Linked DNA regions of Homo sapiens: regions 1, 2, 3 and 4 are each linked to region 5. The links are chromatin loops, found by intact Hi-C in ENCODE. Cell type or tissue: endothelial cell of umbilical vein. All regions are shown on one strand. Region 1 overlaps LOC349160 (a long non-coding RNA gene). Region 2 overlaps CHRM2 (cholinergic receptor muscarinic 2). Region 3 has its middle 180 kb from the start of CHRM2. Region 4 overlaps DGKI (diacylglycerol kinase iota). Region 5 overlaps DGKI (diacylglycerol kinase iota).

Region 1 (5,000 bases), 500 kb before region 5:
ATCTTACCATGCTGCACTCATAGCATTCACCTGATAACCCAACTTTCAGCTGACAATTCTGTCCTACTTTTCATTAAGTAATTAAAATTTAGTAGAAAAAAAATGGTTCTCATCTTCCAACCACTCAAGATAGAGATACAAATGTATCTTTGCCCATCTTCTGTGTATGCCAGATAAACCCTCAAGCTTTTCTGAAGAATTCATGAAGAAACAAAATTGCTTCCTTTCGACCTTCAAGATACCCTACCACAGCTGGCTTTTTTCCTAGCTACAAATTTATAACAACAAAATTCACTGTTCCAAACTTTCTCTCCCCTCTTTCCACTTTCTCTTAGTAGTCTGTTTTTGTCTTTGTTTATTGACAGCAGCTAAATCTTCTTCATAAATGTAGATAAATTATTACCATGGTACAACTAACTCAATATTTCTGAATTGCCTTTTGATAATTCATTTCTAGAGTTGTCACTGAATCATTATTGGACTGAGTTCTACAATTGTAGCCAATAAAATTGTGTACTCTAAAGTCTAAATTGTACACTTTGAGAGAATCAATTTATCTTAGTTCCTCTGGTAAGTCTCATTTGTAGTAGGAATTCAATACTTCAACTCCAACATGCTAAATAGATACTTTCAGTTAATGTTTGTTTCTGGTTATAATGATGATTTGTGCATAGCTGATTTTTGTTCTTACATATTGCAAAAGTGAAGTAATCTGTCCTTTGATTTTTTAGTTTGATTATCTAGAGATTTCTGCAGACAACAGGGGTTTGGTCTCTGTCAGGTGACAGATATTAGGAATTTGAGTTTGTAAAAATGTAGTCTCTGTGTTAGCTTGATGTTTCTGATACTTTTGAAATTTGGGAGTGAGAAGTCATTAGTATTTTGTCCTTCCATTCATAAACAGACTCTGTGTTTGTTTTTGCTGTGTTTGCACCAATGTGGATTCCTCTAATTTTAAAGATCAGAGACCCCTTTTTTCCCTTCTCAAACTAAGATTTTTTTAAAAAAAAGTTTTTTCATTATGGCCATAATAGTTTTTAATATGTACAAAAATAAAATTTCAAGATCAAAGATGATATTCTTTTTCAATGACTTTTTTTAAGGAACTTTTTTTATGGTTATAAATCAAAAGTGTTACATCTAAGTGGAGCCTTAGAGTAGAAATGAAAAATAATTCCCAGAATGAAAAGAAATTACCTGTCCTTGATTGGAACACAGAAGTCTAAAAAACAGAATAATTCTATATTAAAGTTTCTTGAGACATTTTATTAAAGCTGTATGAAGAAAACAGAAATTTATATCATCAAATTAAAATTTTTTAAAATTAGGGATTTTAATAGACATAATTTTTTGAAAATCAACAGCTTTATTGAGGTATAATAGACATATAATAAGCTACACGTATTTAAGGTGTATAATTTGATGTTTTGGTATAGGTATACATCCGTGAAATCATCACCACAATTAAGATACTGAATCTATCCATCATCTGCACAAGTTTCCTTGTACCACTTGGTAATTACACCATCCCTCCAAAGCAGATAACCCTTGATCTGCTTTCTGCCATTGTACATTAAGTGGCATTTTCTAAACTTTATATAAATAAAAACCTACAGTATGTATTGATCTTTGTATAGCTTCTTGCACTTTACATAATCACCTTACGTTTTTATTATGTTATAATGTATAGCAATAGTTCATTTTTATTTCTGAGTACTATTGCACCGTACGGACTAGGACTGTCTGTTTATCCATTCACATGTTGATGGGCATTTGCATTATTTCTAGTATTGGCTGATACAAGTAAAGCCACTAGGAACATTCATGTGCAAATCTTTTTCTCTTGGTAAATACATAGGAAGGGAAACGTTGGATCATATGGTAGGTGTATGTTTAACTTTTTTAGAAACTGACAAATCATTTTGCAAAATGGTTGTATCATTTTATATTCCCACAAGCAGTCTGTGGGAGTTCCAAGTTCACTACTTCCTTGCCAACACTGCGTATGGTCAGTTTTTAATTTCAGACATTTTTAGTTATAAGATATCCACTTAGTTTTTAAAAATGTACCTTCTAGTTTCTTGCTGAGACTTTCTCTTTTTTCTTCATCTGTCTCAAATATGTTCATAACTGCTTGTTGAAATATTATTGTGACAGCGCTTTAAAATCCCCATTAGACAAATCTAACATCTGTCATTTCAGTGTCGGTACCTGTTGATTATCTTTTCTCATTAGAGATTGTCCCGATTCTTGGAATAATAAACAATTTCAATTAATACCATCATTTTGGGTAGGATGTTGTAAGACTCTGGTTTTATTAAATGTTCTGTTTCAGGATGGCTCCTGTAACATTGCTTCCACAGTTGAAGGAAGGGGTCACAACCTCATTACTTCCAGGTAGGAATGGAAGTCCAGTTCTCTCCTCAGTAACAAGAAGCCCCTCCTCTTTAGGTGCCAATGGAGGCTGGCATATAAGAGGGAGAGGCTCCTTGTTACTGCTGGGTGGGTGTAGGAGTTCAGGCTCCACTCTAGACTTCCACTGACACCAATCTGCCTAGGAAGGTATACCTTATTACTATTCCCACCTGGCCTCCTCCTAAACTATGGTGATGTCCTTATTACTGCTGAGAAGTACTGAAAGTCTTGATGCTCTACTAGGCCTCCTCTGATAACCCTCCTACAGGGAAGGGGAAAAACTCCTCATTACTCCCAGATAGGGTGAGAGTCCAGCCTCCTCGTATGGTCTCTGCTGACCCCTCTTGGGGAATGTGGCTTGTTACTGCTGAGTGGGGCATAAGTATTCACTATCCACTAGGTCTCCTCTGACACCCACTGATAAGGAGAATGAAGTGCCTTTTACTGCTGGGTGCAGGTGGAAAGTTCAGGCTCCTCACCACATGATCTTTACAAACACAGCGGAGAGGCAGAGAAATGGCATTTTTTACTACCAGTCAGGGTTACTGGAGGTAAAAAGAAAACCTAAGAAATTCCACAGGTTCCAACGTCTTTATCTGGGTTGCCTATTTATCTCCAACTTTCAGAATCATTATGCTTGTTTTATACAAGTGTGTCTATGGTTTTAGCTATACATAATGCAAGGAATAGGGAAAATTATGCCTACTCCATCTTCCTGAAAGTGGAAGTCTATTTTTGAGTCTTGAGGACTTTTTCTATATCTTGAATAAAAGTCCATTATCAATTGTATGATTGCAAATATTTTCTTCCAGTTTGTGAATGTACTTCTTATTCTCTTAACAGTGTCCTTTGAAGGGTAGCAGTGTTTATATTGTATGAAGTTCACTAAATTTGCTCTTTTACATGGTGGGCTTTGGAAGTTATGTCTAACAAAGTGTTTTCTAATTCAAATAAAGTTTTTTTTCCTGTTCTTTGTTTATACGTTTTATTGTTTTAGATTTTACATGTAGGTCCATGATCCAATTTGAGTTGATTTTTGTATATAGTAAGTGGTATAAATAAGAGTTAATTTTTTACGAGTATCCAATTATTCTGGCAACATTTGTTGAAAAGAATATTCTTTTTTACTGAGTTATCTTGACATCTTTGTGCTTCCATATATTTCTTCGCTCTCTATTTTGTTCCATTTTTCTATTTGCACCAATAACACATGGTCTTGTTGACTAAAGCTTAAGTCTTTAAATCACATAATGTTAGTCCTCCAATTGGTTCTAATTTTTCAGTTTTTAAAAATATTCTAGGTCTTTTACATTTCCATGTAATTTTAGAATGTTTGTTAATGTCTACCAAAGAAAAAAAAGCCTGCTAATTTGTTGGTTGGTATTGTACTGAGTCTATAGATCAATGTGGAGATAATTTATATGTAAATAATAATTGAATCCTCTGACTCATGAACACAGTATATCTCTCCATTTTGTAAGATCTTCCCTAATATCTCTCAGCAGTGTGTTGTAGTGTTCTGTATACAGGTCTTTCATATCTTTTGTTTGATTAGCTCTTTTGTCATATATTTGCTGTTATTTTGAAAGTTATTTTATATTCAATTTCTAATTTTTTTGACATTATGTATAAATGCTATTGATTTTATTGTATTAAATTTATATCCTGTATCCTTGCTAAACTTATTAGTTGTAGTAGATTTCTTTTGTATATTCCATGAGACTTCTCTGTAAACAATCATGTAAAAAGAGCCACAATGGCCAACTAGGCATAGCCAAGAAGAGCATCTCCCACTGAGAGACCAGAGCATCAAGAAGACTGGCATTCCAAGCAGATCTTCAGAAGGAAGAGTAGACAGAGGGAGGGATAAAGGGGGAGGAAGCTGAGAACCCTGCACCAGGACTCATTCCTGGAATCCAGCAGCTCCTGAAGAAGTGATGAGTTAAATAGGCAAGGAGTGATCAAGTCTCACTATGGACCTCCAGAATCCTAGCTGCAGGAGACCCAGTAACCCCAATGGATGTATGAGCTGACAAGAAGAGCTGCCTAGAGAGGTGGAAGGAACAGGACTCCAGCCTGTGTGGAGCACAGAGACTTTGGTGCAGGAACAGCTGCAGTGGAGCACAGCCAGGGACACCCATCCCACAAGGCTTGCCACGTTTCTCCAAGTGGTTTTAGCTTTTGTTGACTGTCAGACCCGGACAAAGCCAAGCTGTCTTGCCTGTATTCTAGGGCCAGTCTGATTTGAGCTCCCTCATCTGCTAGCCTCTCCCGGAGTCCCTGTGTGGCCACACTTGCTTGCAGCACAGCTTCTGATGCCCAACTGGAGCATTTCCTTGCAGCCACCGCCATAGCTCTTTTGCCAGTATACCCCACCTAACTGTTGGAGAGCTTCAAAAGATGGGCCCCCACTGATGCACACCCACCCACAGCCTCCCACCACCACTTTGCTGGTGCCCACTTGCCAACAGCCTCCCCATACCGCTTTGCTTGTGTGCATAGACCTCACTGCCCTGCGATCACCAGTACACAAGTATGACACTGCCATGCCACCACCCCACTGCCACCAGCACATGCACACGTGT
Region 2 (5,000 bases), 670 kb before region 5:
AATGATTTAAAAAAAAATACAACTGATACTTATTAGCTTTTTTTTTTTTTTTTCCTACTGTGGTCAGTAAAGATGTGAAATTCCCAAGCCAGATTTTGTGTTCTGGTGACCACAATAGTCATGTCATGAACTGTGTACATTCCTCACACCCTCCCTGGAATGTGCTCCCTGCTCTGTCTACACAAACGGATCAGAGGATTCAGGTATGAAATTTCCTTGTTAGCCAAGCAACTGATGAGCTGTTTCAATCCAATCAATTTTTTTTTTACCCTAATTCAGCCAATGTTAAGCACAGAGAGTTGAGTAGCTTCTTAGAAAGAATTGGTCACTTGACACAAAGAGACTTACACTGCATTAAGGAACCCCCAAAGCTACAGAATAGAATCCACACACTAAAATCTCAACTTGCATGTGCATATACCATGTATCCTAATGATATTTTCATTAGTGTTGCAAGTGCCTTTTTTATGTTTTTATTTTAAAAAGACTTTCATAATTTAAAAGACAAAAATGGTGTCTCATGCTTTTAATCCCAGCAAATTGGGAGGTCTAGGTGGGAGGATTGTTTGAAGTCAAGAGTTCAAATCCAGCCTGGGCAACCAGGCAAGAGCCCTGTCTCTACAAAATTTTTATTTTAATTAGCTAGGTGTGGCGGTGTGTGCCTATAGTCCTATCTACTCAAGGAGACTTAGGTGGCAGGATCATTTGAGTTCAGGAGTTTGAGGCTGCAATGACCTATGATCATGCCACTGTTCTCTAGCCTGGGTGACAGAGTGAGACTCTTCCTCTAAAAATAACAATAAGTAAATAAAATAAAATTATTCTTAAATGAGATAAACTGCACTTTTAAATTCTCATCTTCTGCAAATAAGCATGTTAAAAATAACTTCCTGTCTGTTCACCCAAATACATATGTTTCCTAAGAAACAACATGTGTGTGCAAATGTGGTATGTACACACATTATTTCTTTTTTTTTCAGTTGTATGTATTTTTTTTATTATTATACTTTAAGTTTTAGGGTACATGTGCACAACGTGCAGGTTAGTTACATATGTATACATGTGCCATGTTGGTGTGCTGCACCCAGTAACTCGTCATTTAACATTAGGTATATCTCCAAATGCTATCCCTCCCCCCTCCCCCACCCCACAACAGGCCCTGATGTGTGATGTTCCCCTTCCTGTGTCCAAGTGTTCTCATTGTTCAATTCCCACCTATGAGTGAGAACATGCGTTGTTTGGTTTTTTGTCTTTGTGATAGTTTGCTGAGAATGATGGTTTCCAGCTTCATCCATACACACATTATTTCTAATATTCCTATTAAATACCACCCCGCTGATACTTTGCCCAAAGGTTGTAGGTTTATAGTCACTTTCACATGTTGGGATCAGTAAATGTAAAATCACAGATTTGTCAGTGGAAGTGATTCAAACAGCTACACAGGCAGACTCCCCATACAACATGGTGGTCCCCTCTGCTGCCAGTGGTCACTGACACACTGCTTAACACCTCCAGCACTGTTTCATCCTTGCCAACACTCTGCTCCAGGCAGCCCCAATTGTCATGAAGCTCCTTCTTATGGTGAGCCACATTTTGCTTTTCATAACTTTCATCCGTTTTTCATGGTGCTATCTTCTGGGCGTAACACAGAGTATTTCATAAGGAGTATTAATATTTCATTTATTCTTCTTTGAACTCAGCTCTTACACTCACATCTACTCTGCCATAGTTTTATAATCATTTGTTGACTCCTCCATTCAGAAAGCACTTATCAAATTTTTACTGAATACAAGGTATTGTGTGGTGCTATAGAAGATAAAATAATATAAGCTATGATCCTTCCCTTTAAGTAGCTAATATGCAGTAGTCTGTTAATGTCCCACTTAAAATGCAACATAATAAATGGAAATAACCCTCCAGATGTGCTCTGAGCAGTGCTGACTGTAAAATGACCGCTACTTCTCATAAACCAAACTCCCCATTTCTACTAATGAAGGCTATGTTTATGTTGGCCTTATCATAGCTATCCAACCGGATGCCAGATATCCGGTTGCTGGCCAAGTAGAAACTTCTATCTTTTTTTATCTTATCTAGTTAATCTAGGTACTGGTCAAATTCATGTCTAGACCTTTGGGTGTTATCAACCCCATATTTCTTAGAGAAATTTGGGGCTCAATAAAGTTGTATAACATATACTTAATACTACAGAACAATTAAGTGGTAAGTAAAAGGAGATCTAACTTTTCAAAGGGTATGTTAATTGATTATTCTTTCATTTTGTCCAAAAACAAAGAACAATGTAAAACTATAAACAGCTTTTTTTTTTCTAAATGGGAAGTCTACAATAGAAAATAAGGGGTGTTTTGAGATAGCCATTCATGACCCTCCAATATCATGTAAGTAAGAGAGGATCCCACCCCATTGACTGGGTAGTGGGAAACTAATCCCTGGCACCTCCTGTCTCTGCAGAAATATTCAGGGCTTTTTAGCTAAAACAGCTCTTGACTCACTTTCAAGTCTCCTTATCTTTGTCTCACTGCATCTCCTTTTCCTCTGCTGATTTCATGCCTGACACTCAATATTTCCTGGCATTGACTTCAAGCTTTTACTGAATGCTTGCCAGATGTAAATACACCTTCTATTTGCCTCCTGGGAGCAAAGTGCCTACAATTATTAGATTCTGGTTTCAGGCTTTAATATGGTGTCCCTAACCCCTACTTATAGTCTAGCTAGCCAGGCATGGTGGCTCACACCATAATCCCAGAATTTTGGGAGGCCGAGGTGGGCAGATTGCTTGAGTCCAGGAGTTTGGGACCAGCCTGGCCAACATGGTGAAACACCACGTCTACTAAAAATACAAAAAATTAGCCAGGGATGGTGGTGCATGCCTACAGTCCCAGCTATCTGGGGGCTGAGGCAGGAGATTGCTTAAACCTGGGAGGTCGAGGCTACAGTGAGTCCTGATCATGCACTCCAGACTGACAGTAAGACAGAGTAAGACCCTGTCTCAAAAATAAAATAAATAGATAAAAATTAAAAATAAAAATAAATAAAAATTTAAAATTAAAACATAAGATAAATCTAACTCAAATTAATTTAGTTGACATATTTTTGAGCACCTATGACGTGTCAGGCAGGAATAGACTGCTGCCCATAGAAAGGTAGAATCATAAACATTTTGGCATCACTGTCTGGGTTGAAGAACTGATCAATCTCTGTCCCAGTGTGGAAATCCATGCATTCTATTCCATCACATAAATCTATGTTTATAACTCTCAGATCTTGGACTTTGCAACATTTGACTATTTCTAACTAGGTACTCAGGTAAATAAGTTAAAAAAGGAGTCCTATTATTCCATGTCTTATAACTGAGGCAGTGGAGTTCAAATTTCTCATGAAAATGGTAGCATGAAACATTGCAAAGGAGGTGATAGGAATGAATTATATGGAAGAAATTAGCTACTTTTGGAAGAGAATTGAGACCCAGGAGTTTATTATATCTGTCTCAACTCCTCTGCGTACTATATACTCTGCTGTGAGCGTCCAGGAAACAGGCAGTCATTGTGCTTGCAATGCCTCCTGATGGTGCTCCTGCTGCAGCTGTCAGATGTATGGAGACATAATTGATGAAATTCTATTTATACCCAAAGATAAACTTAGAAAACCAAGCCATGCTGCCTAAACTAGCATATTCAGTGGATCCCCTTGTTGCAGTCTCTACCATCCAAGTGACAACATCTACAATACACATTTTCTATTTGCCTTAAAGTCACCAATTGCTTCATACCTTAGAATATGCTAATAGTGTAACAGGACGTCAGCTCCTGATGTCAGATGGCCTGGGTTTACATTTTTACTCTTTTCAGGAATATGATCTTGAGTAAATTTATCAACTACTTCATAAGCTATAATATGCAAAGCTCTTAAAACAGCACCTACATACACAGTAAGCACTCAATATGTATTAGTTGTTACTTTTATGCTCATTATTATTAGTTTATCTGCAGTTCAGACAGAGGAATGGGTGGTCCACCAGAAGGCTCTTGGGCCCAGAAACCTAATCTTCTGGATTATAGTCTCTGGTGTGCTAGGAGCGAACCAAGTGACTATGTGACCTTAGATAAATTGTTGAGCTTCTCTGAACCTCACTCCTTGTGTGTAAGTAAAATGGTGGTGGTGGTGTGGGTGTGTGTGTGTATGTGTGTGTGTGACAAGGTTTTAAATGCTAACATTTGTTTTGGCACCAAAAGTAATCATCATCACTACTAGTTGACTAGACCCTAGATAATGCAACTGAAAAAAAAAGAAGAGAAATATTATTAAGTAAATTGTACTCTTACAGATCTCTCAAGGAAGCATTAAGCCCCATGGGGCATATTTATGCCAGGATAGACAAATTATAAAATGAATTACCTTGTAACATGCTACCTATGAGCAACATTTCCAAAATAATGGTTTTATTCAAATGACAAGTTGTTTGAGATCGGTGTGGAAATGGAATCAATAGAATTCTATTTATTAGAAAAATCAGGTATACCTTCATTATTTTCATCACCAGGAAAAAATATTTAAATATAGGTATTGAAGGGAATTTTAAGATTCTGTGCAGAAAATTTCACCATGTCATAAGGATATTTAAGTTAGTTACTCCTAGGAAGCAGACTCATGATATGGACCCTGAAAACAGAATTATGAAATTTGGAGTATTTTTTATATGCTATAGTGTGTGTAATAAATAAATTCTATTAATCTGAATCAAGATTTGTCTTTACTTTTCATATATCAGCTCTTTTCCCAGAAACAGAACTGTTTCTTGCTCTGTGGCATTACTGGAGAGAATTTTGCGCAGAGTGGATTGGGAAAGGGACATTAAATGTATAAGAACATTAAAATACGAGCAAGAAAAAGAAGCAGAGGAAGGAGGGAGGAGCATTGGTGGAGAATCACAAGAGTAAGAACAAGAAGAAAGAAAAAAGTTGCCATAAATTGCTCTAACGGTT
Region 3 (5,000 bases), 900 kb before region 5:
AATAAAATACAGTGTAAGAGGTGACTTGTCAATTGTAAAGACTTTGAGCAGAAAATATCAACTGAATTGTTACAGTACCACTACCATTTAGAGTATTATTATTGCTTTTTATTTTTAGTATTGCTAATGTTGAAAAAGCTAAGCATTCCCCCACTGAAAATTATTAGTGCTGATATTTCTGTAGGTAGATCCTGATGGGAGATTATTTTTTTCTCTCCCAAAGAGTAGCCAGGCACTTATCCATAAAATTGTCTAATATAATAATTATAGGCCAGCTACATATATGCCTCTTTTTTGTTGTTATAAACTGCTATTTGCATGTGCGTCAGTGGCAGAGTTTTTAGTGATTAGGCTGTTGTTTTTTCTCATCTTAGATCAGGGCACAGACTATTTGCTCATTCCGGAGGAGTGAAGCAGCTGACAGATCAGATGCAGCCAGCAGCTCTCTGTCAGCCTGAAGATGAAGGGGATACTTGCTGGCAGGATAGGGGCTCCAGCAGCTGTTTCAGCTGCTATTCACTCCGGAGTTCAGGGCATGTGTCTCACATTACCTGTCTTTCAAAGAAGTCATCTTCCTACGTGGAAAGAAGATCCATAAATCCTAAAGAACACAAAGGTGAAAGAGAGCAGTACACATTATACATGTGCTTCATTCTTCAATCTATGCCAGAGTAAGAGCCTCACTCATTGATTTCACCCATTCCCCGGGCACATCCAAATTGCTTGAGTTTCAGCTACTCCCAGTTATGCCAGACAGAACCGCAACACATCTGCTGTAATATCTTGCAGCACTGAAGTTGGTGTGTAATAGCAGAAAGGACACCAGACCAGAATCTAAATTATCTGGGTTACAGTCTCGGCTCTGTGATGGATTAGCTATGTCACCTTGGGCAAACACTTTCTGTCTAGACCTCAGTTTTTTTAAATACCCAAATCAGATGGTTGCTCAGATGATTGCTGAAGTGCATTTTAGCTCTGATTCTGTGATTTCTAAATGAGTGATTACAGTAACAGCTACAATGCATTGGACATACACTTTGGACTAGACATTAGACAAAGTCTTTTATATGGATTAAAATACTCCTCAAAACAGACCTTTGATGAACTAAGTGATATCATTTGTTCATCAGTGGAGATGAACAAAAGGAGAAAAGTAATGCTGTGTGACTTCCTCAGGGTTCCAGTTAGTATGGAGAGAGGTGATATTCAAGCCTATTTCTATTTGATATGAGAGTTAGAGCATTAATATGCAGGTGATATAAAAATAAAACCCTGTGGGACTAGGCTTCAAGGGACCCAGGTTGTCCTATAATTCCCTGTATTTAGAATTTCCACAGGATTGAGGTTTTTACCTGAATGTCTGGTATCAAGTGTCTCCCTCCTCCCACAGCAAAATGAAATTCAGCATAGTCTCCTTGGAAATTTAGAGGCAATTTTATAATTTCCTTTGGAGATTTATGTAAAAAGAAAATAGCTTTTATTTTTTCTGTGAATGTCTCAGTTTGGAATGCTACTCATACATTAACAGAGAAGGTGACAGGTCTTATTGTTAGATACATTTGCACATTTATAATCTGTTAGAAGTTAATCTTTGTTGAATTTTTAAGTATATTATTGGAAGCATAAAGTATATGAGATATTAGAATAAATATTTTAAAATAACAATTGTTAGCATTTTTGAAGAAAAAATGCCAAGAGATACTTTTATTTCTCATGTTTTTGCTTTCTGCTAAGAGAAAAATAAAGAAGTCAGAGTTGTTGGGAAAAAAATAAATAACAGGAGGTTCTAGTGGCTGATCCTTGAGGGATCTTTCTTAGTGGTCATAGACAGTTTACATCAACTCACTATTAGCTTCTCCATTTGCAAAAAGGGTAAATGATACCTACCTCACAAGTATGAAGATACAATAATATATGAACTCATTAAGTACCCTCAGCTATGTTACTAAAACAAATTTATGCCTAGTGTTCTGTTATTGGAATGCTAAGCATGTGAGAGTTATTTGTATCCTGCTGCTCAAGGTCATTGCCAATGTCTGATTTTTCACTCATGCAAAAATTTAAAAATTGCAACCTCAGGCATGAATGGGTTAACCTTCTCATGAGACTCCATATTACTAGTATCTCTTCTGTGTTATTCATTGAGGTCAGAATGATCATTATGATATTATATTACTTCTCAGCTTAAAACTTTTAATTATTCCTCTTTGTCAAGGAAATCAGTCTCCAGTTGTTGAGCCTGGCATACAAAATCTGTCCTGATCCAACTGGAGTTCCTCTTTCCTGTCTTGCATGTCCTTATGTGATAACCTGGCTTTCCCCTTCCTTGCTGCCTCACCAAGGGCCATAAATAGTCAAATTGAGCTTTCACTGTGGCTGATTCAGGCTAGAATCCAAGATCTCATCTCTAGTTTTGGATGAAGTATTCCATTGACCCGGAATTCTCCTCCTCTCTTTCTAACTGACATGCTGTCCTCATCTTTCAAGACCATATCAAATGTTCACTTTTCCTAAGGGCCTTCCCAGACACTGCCTCCCCAGCTAGCCCTTTTTTACTCTCCACTCTTAAGGCACGTGGTGTTGGGTCACCTACCATATGGCGTTCCAAACATTGGTCTACTCCATAAGCCTGTAAAATCCAGAACTGCATCTCTTCCTTCCTATATTGTCTCTTGCCCCCTGGTGGAGTGGACATAAATTGCAACAAACAACCCATCAAAATCATGTTAAAGTTCATTTTATCCAGAATCTTCAGAAGCTATCTTAAAGATTTTTCCAGAGTTTAGACATCTTTCATTCAAAATAGCACAACCATTTTAAAAAGTTGGACCTATAAGATAGAAATAACCAAATAAATTAGTTTTTTTTAGAACATGTATCTTGGCCCTTTGTAGAATATAAATGTATCATGTGAATGCAGCTGAAGAATGTCATGCATATAGTCATGACTTCATATGGACAAAAACAATTAATTCACATGAAAATAGAAAAATATTACATAAAACTCAAAATGTATAGTGACTTAAACATAACACAGGCATTTTCCTAACTCTCCTCTGAAAATCAGAATTTTTAACACACTTCTCCAAATTGACCATGTTATAATTTGATAGAAAATAATTTATCAGGAAACCTAGGTTGAACTTCAGCCAGGCATGTGGATTTTGACACAACTAGAAAAACTTAAGTTGAGAATGGTGTAGTAGCTCTTCTGAACAGATAATCTACATCTTCTACTTGCTTCTGTTATACCTCAGATTTTCATTTTTTTTTTTTACCAGCCTGTACATATTGAGTAATTTCCATTTGTAACAAGTGATCTTCATTCCATAAAAGTTATGGTATTCTTTCAACACAATCTAACCTTTGACAATATTTTTTTATCGTGGGTCACAGTCAGTTGCCTGCTCATGCTGCACAGATTGGACCAATGCAACATTAGCACCTGGTCACTCACAGCCTGGCACATGCCACTATTATCAAAGGTGAAATGTTACTACAGAATATGCTTCCACTGTTTACCATGGAATGTCTTTACATAAACATGATCATTCAAAAAGTATTTAGAACAGTTCTATTGCTTAGACATCTTCATATTTCCCTGCAAGCAAGGTTTAGAAATACTCTGTGTTGCCTAGTGCCATTGTTTCCATATCTTTAAAGATCATGATATTATCAGTAATCATGGGACGAATTTTAGCATTCATATTTGGAAAGCAGAAAAAAGTAATTCTGAGGAGTGATTAGATGAGCTGTGATCTCTGAGAGTGTATTTGAATAATATAACCAGAACCAAATGCCTTGACCCCTGCGTCTTTAATGTAGATGCCTAAACTGAGTGACTCTGATTCTTGTGCATAACTTTCATAGCATAACCTTTCTCCTTTGGCCCAGCCAAGTGTGTGGGCTACATCAAAAATTGTTTGCTATTTTCCATTTCACCCTTTATCTCTGTCACCATTGCTTCAAGTTCTTTTCAGCAGTTCAGTATCTGTTATCTTGTCATATTTCAAGTATCTTCTTACTGGGCTTTCTTCTTGCAAACTAACTGGCTACTCCTATACAATTATCTATTTTTATGCCTGGGTGGTCTTTCCATAGTGTAAACCTAACCATGGCAGTGTCCTAAAACCTTGAGGGGCCATATTCTTTTCTCTTTCTTTCTTTTTCCTTTTTTTTTTTTTTTTTTTTTTTTTTGAGACAGAGTCTCGCATTGTCGCCCAGGCTGGAGTGCTGTGGCATAATCTCAGCTCAATTCAACCTCTGCTTCCCGGGTTCAAGCAATTCTCCTCCCTCAGCCTCCCAAGTAGTGGGGAATACAGGTGCCCACCACTATGCCCAGCTAATTTTTTGTATTTTCAGTAGAGACAGGGGTTTCACCATGTTGGCCAGGCTGGCCTTGAACTCCTGACCTCATGATTTGCCTGCCTCAGCCTCCCAAAGTGCTGGGATTACAGGCATGAGCCACCGCGCCTGGCCGAGGGGTCATATTCTTTAGAACAGTGAAATTGATTAACCGATCTAATTCTCCAGCTTCAGCTCTAACCATTGCCTACACCTAGGAAGCATCATTTCAGCAGTGCTTGTCAAAGAAAACCAGAACTGGAAGGTCATTAAAGTGGTGAAAAACAAAATTCTTTCAAGATTATTGCAATAGGGGAGAAGAGTATAGGACTGGGCTCAATTTAGAATACAAGTGAGCAAGTGGGGATTTATAGCCCAGGAGCATTGTGGGGCTAGTATGAAAAATTACTAAGAGAAAACATCAAAAACATCAACAACATAATGGAGATTCTGGCTAAACTGATCTAACAAGATTCTTGCTGAAGGCAGGCCAAGGGGATCAGACATCCCCTGAGGGATGGTGGAGGATGAGGAACCTGATTAGGTATTGAGGGTGATGGGATATGAAGGGTGGGGTGTTCTGGTTGAATTGGCTTAGCAGAATTTTTGCCAAAATTAGACAACACAGACAAAAACATGGGAGTCTAAAAGTTGAA
Region 4 (5,000 bases), 83 kb before region 5:
CTGAAAAATAGTCTTAGTTAAAAAGAAACAGAAAAATCAAGAGAAAAAGAAAAGAAAAAGAAACTGTTCTGAGTTTTCTACAGACAGATACTTTGTCTATAGGAAATATAATATGGGAGGATGTAAAGACAAGTGGGATCTTTCTTTTTACCTCATTAGTTCCAAATGTGCCAAGGTTATCATGGAACTACAATTCTTACTTGATGGCTGATAAGAATTAGATAGAATCAGTTTGCAATATGGTATTTCAATCCAGTTTTTCCCTGCTGTGGGTCACAGGTCCATTTTACAACCACCTGGTCATCATTAATTTCCCACTGCTCACCTGGAACCAATGGGGAGCAACGAATGGGCATATTAGCATTCAAAAGGAAACATAACATCCCAAGAACTTTATACCTTGCCATGCCATGTCTGGGACCTGTCAGCAGTTTCACAACTCCTAGTCCTTACGATTAAAAGTAATTATAGAGTTTGGATTCCCTAGCTTGAGCTAAACCAGGTCCTGTCTATAGTCCATTAAAAATGTCATCCACAAGATAAAAGTAAATTATGTAGTTTTCATTGGATTCTATTCAAGGATAAGATTTCTGAGTGCTTTCCAGAAACTAACAGGTTCTCTAGAAATTTGGGTTTCCAAGTACAGATCCAATTCTGCTTTTATCATGATAGTATACTACCTAAGTGGGCAACATAAGGAACATGCAACTCACTTAAAAAAAATCCTCTTAAATGCTTATGGCATTGATAATCTTGAAGAGCAACTCATGGTTTCTATCTTCATTAATTTGGTAAATATATATTGCATATACAAAGAATTATGCCACAATATTTTTCACGTCTATAAGTCATTCACTTAATCATTTTAGCAAACGGGTTTTAAGGACTTTCTGGTGCTGGGGACAACTCTAGTGTCAGCAGTTGGTCACAGAAGGCTGAGTAAGACATGGTACCTGCCCTCAAGGAGTTTACAGAATTGGAGGAGGAGGGGAGTACATGAAAACATCCTACTGATGATATCTTTGTGGCAGGAATTGGATAGACATGTACTCCACGTGTTTAGAATCCAGAAGGGCTACACATTCCCCAAGACCAGACACTCTTCCACGAGGAGCTGTGAAGAAAATAAGGTGGTTTGACAAAAGGAACAAGAGTTTTTGAGACAAAAGGAAATTATCTCAGACCACCCTTAGGCTCTAAGGAACCACAGCATGAAAAGAAGAAAAGGAAATGTTCAGGAATTAGGAAGGTAGGTAGGTACAGAGTAGAGTAGGGTGAGGCTAAGACCAGAGGTTTGATTTTTATACTAAGAAGTTGAGACTTTATTCTCAAAAGGATGGGTAGATACTAATAGGTTTCCAACAGAAGGTGAAGGTTCCAGATGTATACTGACCAAAACAGCCTTCATGTTTCCCTTAGCATGATGGAACTTTAGACAGGTTTCTTTTTTTTTTTTTTTTTTTTTTTTTTGAGACGGAGTCTCACTCTGTTGCCCAGGCTGGAGTGCAGTGGCACAATCTTGGCTCACTGCAAGCTCTGCCTTCCCGGTTACTCCTTTCTCCTGCCTCAGCCTCCTGCGTAGCTGGGACTACAGGCACCCACCACCATGTCCAGCTAATTTTTTGTATTTTTAGTAGAGACAGGGTTTCACCGTGTTAGCCAGGATGGTCTTGATCTCCTGACCTCGTGATCTGTCCACCTCGGCCTCCCAAAGTGCTGGGATTACAGGCTTGAGCCACCATGCCCGGCCGACAGGTTTCTTCTTGATTATATGGCTCTGAACACTTGTTTCTTAGAGCATTTACTTTAGCAAACTTTCCATTGTAAATCCTTTCTCTGCCCCTTTGAGATGTATGTAAATCTGCTCCCAGACTCATGCCAAATTTTACAACCCAGGAATGTCTTTCTCCAGGAGCTAGAAGTCATTTTTTGAAATGTAAACATCATGAAAGACAGAGCCCCTCTCTCTCAGGCTCTGTGGGTGGGTAAGAGCCTAAATAATTATTGGTAATAAGAGACAATTAGCAAACACAGATGCCTAGTTACAGAAAAATCAAGAGAAAGGGAAAAGAAAAAGAAACTGTTCTGAGTTTGCTATGGACAGATACTTTGCTGATGAGATCATCCTGACATAGAACAATTATCAGTACCTATTTTGTTACTCATAGCATTCACATTACTCAGGAAGTCAAAAGGATGGTGGAAATAAGGAACTCAAGGAGGAGAGGCAGGGGAGTAGAGAAAAGAAACAAATTCCTAAGGGAGGATGTAAACACAAGTGGAATCTTTCCTTTTATTCTGTTAGTTTCAAATGTGCCAAGGTTATCAAAAAACTACAATTCTTACTTGATGGATGACAATAATCAGATACAATGGGTTGGCAATTGACCAACCTCCCCACAACATCCTCCAGTACTTTTCCACTCGCTCATCTCAGTGCCTAAAAATCTCCCACCTTTTTCTTGGACAAAATGTTAGAAAAATCATTGGGAGTAATACGGAAGACAAATTGATGAAAAATTAGGTGAGTGACTGGAGGATGAGTGAGGAAGCGAATACAGTCAATGAGCTGAGCAATGGTGAGGTCTGGAATAGAGGAGTGGCAGAAAGACAAGAAGGGAAGGGCATATGAGAGAGATACGAAGTCCAAGGAAGCAACTCCTCTGTGGCCAGTTGGATGGGAAGAGGGAAAAGGAGCAAGAGTGACAGTGAAGTCGTTTTGCATAGCTGTGGGGGTTACAACCTTCTGATACACTTACCTAACACCATGGACTTGTGGCCTGCTGAGCTGGAGAGAGCAAAAAAGAGCAAAGAAGGCGGCAGCAGAGAGACTGTGAAAATAATGTAAAATTAGTGAAAACTGTGATGATGGAGGACAAAGACCACTTGTCAATGCCTCAAAGGCAGTTTGATAACACCTAAAATACAAGAAAATGGTTTCTGAGTTAGAATGTGTTATAGACAGAATTGGGGAAAGAAAATTCTGAAGGCTGGAGAAGAAAGAACAGAAGAAAGAGAATGAAAGGGAACACTACACTCTCCAGGTGCCCATCGAAGCCCAGCCCACAACCCCTCAGGAGTTAGTAACAGATCCTTTTCTTTTTCTCTTTCCAAATCTTTGGCATTCATGACATGATAAATGGAAAAGCAGAAATGAGAAAGAAAATCCCAGGGAGAAAAAAAAAGGAGATGTTAAAGCCTGGTCTTCTGAACAAAGACAAAAGTTGTCAGGTGGAGCATGAGATCCAATCATGGATGCTGTTCGTAATGGCCTTTTTCCTACTTCTGATGACTGCGGTTCACGCATTGACCGTGGTTATCCAGGAGCAAGTATGGGCAGAAGGCCCACATACTTCTCTTCTAATACATAGTAGGAACCAAAGGTCCAGACCAAATAGTGCTATGACATGTCATCCTTGTCCAACTGAATATGTAAGTTTAATGACAATGATGTAAATGCCTACTTTTGATGAAGATAATTCCATTTCAAAGAAGGTTCCTAATGTTGCATGCAATAAAGTACTAGTACAACAAGATGATGTATATAATCTTTTGGCAATTATTCCTGGTGTTAAATGTGATATAAGCTTTTAACTGTGAGGTCCTAGCATGCCCTTGACAATGGAAATGAATATTCGTAAAATTCTTAGACACAGAAAGAACCACTACTGATATTTACTACCAGTGCTCAAGTACTTGGGAGGGAGATAACAAAGGCTTGACTGTGACACTGGAATCTTGGCTACATGGCCAGGCTAGCCAGATACATCTGAAAATCAAGATGAAATATTACATGTCTGAAAGGAAAGATTCACAACCATACCTAAAACTTCAATACTTGAAATGATGATTAGATACACTGGTCCAAATCTCTTTCACAATTTCTACATCATGCTGTCTGTTACACTGCAGGGTGATGGTCAAGGTCACCAACAACTAGATGCTGGGGACACATTCAGTCATGCAGCCTGGAATTTCTGAGTTGATTAGATACATGTGAAGAATTCATGACAGAAAAATTTTCTAAAATCAGCTGAAGGGGCCCCAAGCCTCTTTTGGGAAATAAAATGAATAAACAAATTATACATGGACAGCTTCTATGAGGAGATGTGAAATAGGGCAGTCTCAAACAAAGACATCCCTAGCAGCTGACAGCCTGGGGACATCTCTAATTCTGCTTACAGATGACTCCAGGAGACTGGCAGTGGACCAGTGATTCAGGAAACCCACTCGGTACTGAGAAAGACTGTTTTCCACCAGTGTGAACTAGGGAAAGCCTGAAGTTTTTATCCACGTAACTAGTGCATAAAATTGTGGTTCTGAGTCAATCTGCAAAGATGTTATTTTCAGATTAGCTTACACTTCCGCCCTTGATTCTGTTTAGTTCAATCAATGAATTGCTCTTATTAGCAAAGGCTACATTTTAACAGTGAAGGAAGAAATGAATATATAAAAAATACACATCCCATTGAGAATCAAACTCTGAAGTTTTCTCTGCTGACTATAGCGTCAGACTAGAAGTGACAGCCAGAAATTGAGGTGGCTTTATATTCAGGTTTCCACTTTTAATTACTCAAATTCCAAATGGAGAATATTTGGCTTGGCAATAATTCATCAGAAAGAACTTTTAAGGAAAGGTCAGCATTCACCTTTTAGGTTTCCATTTTACTTTGCTAATTCAGACACTTCTGAATAATCAACTTGTACTCCAATTCCCTGAATTTGGCATAGCAGGGAAATCAGGTTAAAAGATATAACAAGAGAAACACTTCAGAGCTAGCACTCACTGAAGCTGAATTTCCAGCACTTAGAACAGTCTTTGATACATAGTAGGTGTTCAATAGATCGTTGTTAAATGAAGAGTTGAATGAATGAACTCAAGGATTTTGGTATGTGGGTGGCTCTTTCTTGGCCTTAGTTCAAAAATCAGGTTATTAATACATAGCAAGACTCTGCTTTCGGAACTGAAGCAATGCATTCATGTTAGGATTGAGGCACTC
Region 5 (5,000 bases):
CAAAGAAGGAAGAAGGCATTCTCCTTAAAACTTCTCTAAGAGACAATCATTCAACCTCTCCTTTATGATTTGTGCTCCCAAGTCAGCCCGTTTTCTTTCAGGCAGATTTAAATTAGACATTTTTCTTATGCTCACTTGAAATATGTCTCTCTTTTCTGGGTAAAGAAAATGCTATGAGTTTACACTTTCAATATCCCATTTCACTCAGACACAACAATGATAGAAAAGAAAAAAAGAAAGAAAAAAAAAAAAGACGCAGCTTCAATGGGCCAGAAAAAAAATACAAAGTGGCAGAGCTGGGGTAAAGGCTTGGATCAGCTTGGCTCCTGGTCTTGCAAATAGCAGAGGAAGCTGGGATTTTGGCTTGCCTGATAATGGAGAAATAAAAGTGTGTGCCCTACTGACAGCAAGCTGTCCTGGAGCACGGCTCTTTCATAGCAGGGAGGAAGAGAGGAGGAAGGAATGTGAAAACCAGTCTGAGGTCATGGCCCACAGAAAGGTGGGACGTACTATGGCTGAAAGAAGCCCAGAAAGCCTCACTCTGGTAAGTGCTCAACCCGACTTCCCAAAAGCCCAGTGACATACCCCTGCCATCTCCCCAGGGTGGAGCCATAGGAATCTATAGAAAAACCCAGCTCTCATCTGAAAGTCCTGAAAACAATTCAATATTACTAGAAACCAAAGGGATTCAGAGATAGAAAAGTAAAAATTAAATAAAACAACTTCCTGTGAAGATGAGCTTGCAAAGAAGAAACAATTCCACAGTGCAGGAGGAATGCTAATACTAAAACAGATGGAACGTTAGGGGGTTAATTCACTGCCCATGGAACACAAACAATTTCCAAATGACTCTGAAGTACGTGACGTATCCCACAACTTCTATGAATCGATGCTGTGTTGTTGTTTTTTTTGTCTTTTTTGAGACAGAGTTTCACTCTGTTGTCCAGTCTGGAGTGGTGCAATCTCAGCTCACTGAAGCGTCTACCTCGTGGGCTCAAGCGATTCTCCAGCCTCCGCCACGCGAGCAGCTGGGACCACAGGTGCAAGTCACCACACCAGGCTAATTTTTGCATTTTTTGTAGAGATGGGGGCGGCTTTTGCCGTATTGCCCAGGCTGCCCCCAAACTCCTGAGCTCAAAGTGATCCGCCCGCCAAAGTGCTGGGATTACAGGCATGAGCCACTGCATCCAGCTGATGCTGCGTCTTCTAACAGCCCTCATTCAAATCTTCTAGGCTGTGTTCCTAATTGTTTTCTCAGAGAAGGTTGTCAGGAGTTCTCGTGATACTGAGCTACGATTCCTCACAAAGGCAGAGCCCACAGGGTGCCTGGATTTCTCACCATCTCTTCTCCTTTTACCCTTGGTCTATGCAGAAAAGGACAAGTACACAGTGTGTGAATGTAAAGGTGCTTCGCCTCTCATCAATCAATTTGCTTTATGAACCGGATAAATAGATTCTTTCTCCTTTTTTCTGTAGCCAAATGATCAAATATGTCATTGTCTCCTGAATATAAGCAGAAAATCTTGCATTTCATCATTCCATCACCCTTGGAGTCATCAAAGGCCTCCTGCCTTTCACAGCACAGATTTTGTTTTGTCTTGAAATTCTCCCACAGACAACCAATATTAGGCTAATAGTTCTCTGGCTGAGGTGGGTCTATATCGCCCCTCCACAGCTCCTGAATAGTTTTTTTCAGCCAGCAGCTCTATCAGCATTCCCCAACAGCCAGCATTCCCGGAAGACAGCACAGCGCAGAAGTGTGGGGCACCGAGCTGAGCGGCAGGGAGCTCAGCTCCACCACAAATTGGCTGGGTGAGTTTAGGCAAGTCATTTAATCTCTCTAAGCTCCCCTCACATCTGTACAGCAAGAGTAATAATAATGCCTGACTTTTAGAGTTGTTTCATCAACTCATGTGTAGACATTGCTTAGCTAGTGCCTGACAAACAGGAAATGCTAAACTAACATTAGCTACTATGACTCAGCTAGATTTTGCTACCTCTTTCCAACCTTCCTCAATAAAGGCCCAGTTTCCTAGAAGAAAAATGCCCTCTTCCCATTTCTCCACTTAAAGTTGAGCCCTGAGTTTGCAAATCAGCCCCACCTTCAGCTGCCATCAAATCAGAAAGCGTTTCTTTTGCAGACTGTAAAGAACAGTAAAAGCAGAGGTTCCCTGCAGTAAAAAAGGGGCTATAAAAAACAAAATGGAAACAAATACACACTTACAATAGCAGGAGACATTAAAAATCTTGGGAAACAATCTGTGTCTTTGTCCTTAGAGAAAAACTTTACAAAAGATCTTAAAGCTGTTACTGGAAGCTCTGTCTTTACAGTAATCCGGAACCCGTTTCCACCTGAAGTCCAGACTGCACATTGAAAGGTTCTATGGGCAGGAACTCTGCCACGGCTTTCGTATTTTCCCAAATCATCTCCACCAGCTCACCTAGCACCCTTTCAATTAAATTATTTAATTAACTGCAACTTATTGCACTTGGTATATTTTCCACCAGAACTGAAGAAAGTTATCCTGATTGGGCCTAATGATTTTCCAGCTTGCAAAGTTCTTTCCTTCCTTCCTAGGAAAAGCAGGGCTGACAGATTGAGAACACCAGGTCCTCCGCTTTGTCCCTGAGCAGCCATGCACAGCAGCAGCTGGTCAATGCTGCCACCATCTGTCCGTTTTTAGCATTAGTTGTCACTGAATGTTTACCAAGTGCATTTTGAGCAATATTTTCATTCTGCAGTATACTAACATAAGGGGTGGCTGAAGGGTGGAGATGACAGCAAACTGATATTTTCTTCCAAGAGAACAGATGCACGTTGCGCTGCCTTGTAGTACATGCAGGCCAAAAAGCGAAGGACACTCACGTTTGGAAATCAAAGGAAAACAAGAGTTTTGCTGAGCTCTGAAAGAAAATGACCACACAGTATTGGATGACTGGGGGACCCTTTTGAATATGTGCACAATAATTCTTCCTTTTGATATTTTAATGTATGTTTGCACTTAATAAAGCCAACATGTGTTAAAAGAAATGTGCTTAAAATTAGCCCAAAAGAAATCAAGATAAAAATCAGAATATGACCTTTTCTTGAAACAATATAGAATCCACACTGAAGGTACACTGTGTGCTTACTCAGTGAGAGAGGATGAAATATAACTAGGCTGAGGATGAATGAGGAAAGGGGCTTAGGATGAGGGATTGTCCCTATCAATTAAAGGAAAATAATACTTCCTTCTTTGCATTGGCTGTGGTGAGTCAGGGCATGGGGATGTCTACCATTTGGGATGCTTTTTCATCTAGAAAAGCCAATAGAACAAGAAATAAGCATGAAGTGGATGGCTGGAGTCAATTTAATGTCAGGCCTTTTGGAAATAATTAAAATGGTTAAAGGTGGACTTGCAGATCCAGCCAAGTTCACCAAAGTCAGGAGCCAGATAGATAGGGACCATGGGTCACACACCTTAAGGAACCATAATGAGAGTACGTGAGCCTCAGGAGATCAGTTCATGTGCTCGTCAATATTTCAGCAGGGTGACAGCCATTAGGAGTTGAATAGGTGTCAACGTGGCCAAGGAAGTGAGAAAATACAAATTTATCACATGACCAAAGACAGGCTATTTCTCATTTATAAACATGAAGGTTTGAGATCATTCTTGAGTGAGCTGAATTTATTGCAGCCAAGAGATCTGAAAATGGGATCAGACCATCTGACAGCTGTAACTATGTGACAGCCTCTGAACTGTGCAAGCCAGTAACAAAGAGACTACACCTGCACTGTCCAACGCAGCAGCCATTGGCCACATGTGGTGATCCAGCACTCGAATATAGCTAATCCAAATTGGATGTGCTGTAAGTATAAAATATATGCTAGATTTTGAAGACTGTACAAATAGAACATAAAATATCTTAACAATGTTTATAAATTAACACATATTGAAATGATACTATTTTAGATAAATAAAATATATTATAAACTAATTTCACCTGCTTTTTACCTTTTTAAAAGTACCTTCTAGAAAATTCAAAATTGTACAAATGTGGCTTGCATTAAAGTTCCCTTGAACAATAGCCTATATTATTATAATGCTACAGCTATAAGAACCTTAGAGATCTGAATGCATTTCTTTGTAGATTCAGAAGGTCTCAAAAGAGGTTAAGGAACCTGCCAAAGGTCACAGAAATGAGAGCAGAACCACCTCTTTCACCTCCACTTCCAAGTGCATTATTGGGGAATGTTTCCCTCTGCTTTCTCATATTTTTTTCTTTCTTGAGACAGAGTCTCACTGTGTCACCCAGGCTGGAGTGCAGTAGCACAATCTCAGCTCACTGCCACCTCCACCTTCTGGGTTCAAGTGATTCTCCTGCCTCAACCTCCCAAGTAGCTGGGATTACAGGTGTGCACCACCATGCCCGACTAATTTTTATATTTTTAATAGAGATGGTGTTTCATCAGATTGGCCAAGCTGATCTCAAACTCCTGACCTCAAGTGATGTGCTCACCTCGGCCTCCCAAAGTGCTGGGATTATAGGCGTGAGCCACCACACCTGGCCTTTCATGTATTTTTTAAATAATATACAATTAAAGTAGCTAATATTGAAGCCTAAGAACTTTTTTCCAAAGTAATGCAAACTTTCTATACCTTAAATAATACTTTCTATACCTTAAATAATACTCTTAATTTAAACTAATACGGTTATGGGGTAATATAGCCTCATCCCAGTCAGTGAAAAATATTCAATTTCTGATTTCTCCCTAAGCTTTGTCACTTTACTGGCAGCATTCTGCCAGCTTCTACAGTGACAGATGTGCTCACTAACGAAAGGCTGAATACCTTGTGTCAAATATATACCTGAATTCAGAATTATACTCCACTTGCCTAAAGCCAGCAGTTTTCTTCATGAATTCCTCAGGCTGTTTCCTCTATATAAACTCTGCCTCCGCCCACAATTAAAAGTTTCATTTTCTAAACTAACAAAACAAAAAAAATCAATCACATACC

What was found. Peaks named below come from ENCODE experiments on the same cell type or tissue, not always from the same donor. Only the 100,000 strongest peaks of a DNase experiment are listed, where the experiment ranks them.
Region 1: a loop joins it to region 5, with 11 times the contacts of the local background. A loop is called at or near these places in 2 of 110 quality-filtered maps.
Region 2: a loop joins it to region 5, with 3 times the contacts of the local background. A loop is called at or near these places in 2 of 110 quality-filtered maps.
Region 3: a loop joins it to region 5, with 6 times the contacts of the local background. A loop is called at or near these places in 2 of 110 quality-filtered maps.
Region 4: a loop joins it to region 5, with 4 times the contacts of the local background. A loop is called at or near these places in 2 of 110 quality-filtered maps.

The regions. Positions count from the first base shown.
Region 1 is chr7:137,088,837-137,093,836 of GRCh38, forward strand. The region is part of intron 1 of LOC349160 (a long non-coding RNA gene); the gene reads right to left. Among named protein-coding and RNA genes, the nearest start is that of MIR490, 190 kb to the left of the region's middle. RefSeq lists an enhancer at 4,515-5,000. In endothelial cell of umbilical vein, a CTCF peak has its summit at 2,746; a DNase peak (open chromatin) is centred at 2,735.
Region 2 is chr7:136,923,225-136,928,224 of GRCh38, forward strand. All of the region lies in intron 2 of CHRM2 (cholinergic receptor muscarinic 2), which reads left to right. All of the region lies in intron 2 of LOC349160 (a long non-coding RNA gene), which reads right to left. Among named protein-coding and RNA genes, the nearest start is that of MIR490, 23 kb to the left of the region's middle. In endothelial cell of umbilical vein, no CTCF peak of the experiment used is centred here; DNase peaks (open chromatin) are centred at 2,007 and 2,567; H3K27ac peaks cover 1,676 bases.
Region 3 is chr7:136,685,241-136,690,240 of GRCh38, forward strand. No RefSeq gene overlaps it. Among named protein-coding and RNA genes, the nearest start is that of CHRM2, 180 kb to the right of the region's middle. In endothelial cell of umbilical vein, a CTCF peak has its summit at 2,657 (motif pointing left); no DNase peak of the experiment used is centred here.
Region 4 is chr7:137,506,776-137,511,775 of GRCh38, forward strand. All of the region lies in intron 21 of DGKI (diacylglycerol kinase iota), which reads right to left. Among named protein-coding and RNA genes, the nearest start is that of PTN, 170 kb to the left of the region's middle. In endothelial cell of umbilical vein, no CTCF peak of the experiment used is centred here; a DNase peak (open chromatin) is centred at 2,216; H3K27ac peaks cover 1,448 bases.
Region 5 is chr7:137,589,796-137,594,795 of GRCh38, forward strand. All of the region lies in intron 12 of DGKI (diacylglycerol kinase iota), which reads right to left. Among named protein-coding and RNA genes, the nearest start is that of PTN, 250 kb to the left of the region's middle. RefSeq lists enhancers at 641-1,141, 1,142-1,642, 1,276-2,475. In endothelial cell of umbilical vein, a CTCF peak has its summit at 2,671 (motif pointing left); DNase peaks (open chromatin) are centred at 1,976 and 2,656; H3K27ac peaks cover 1,332 bases.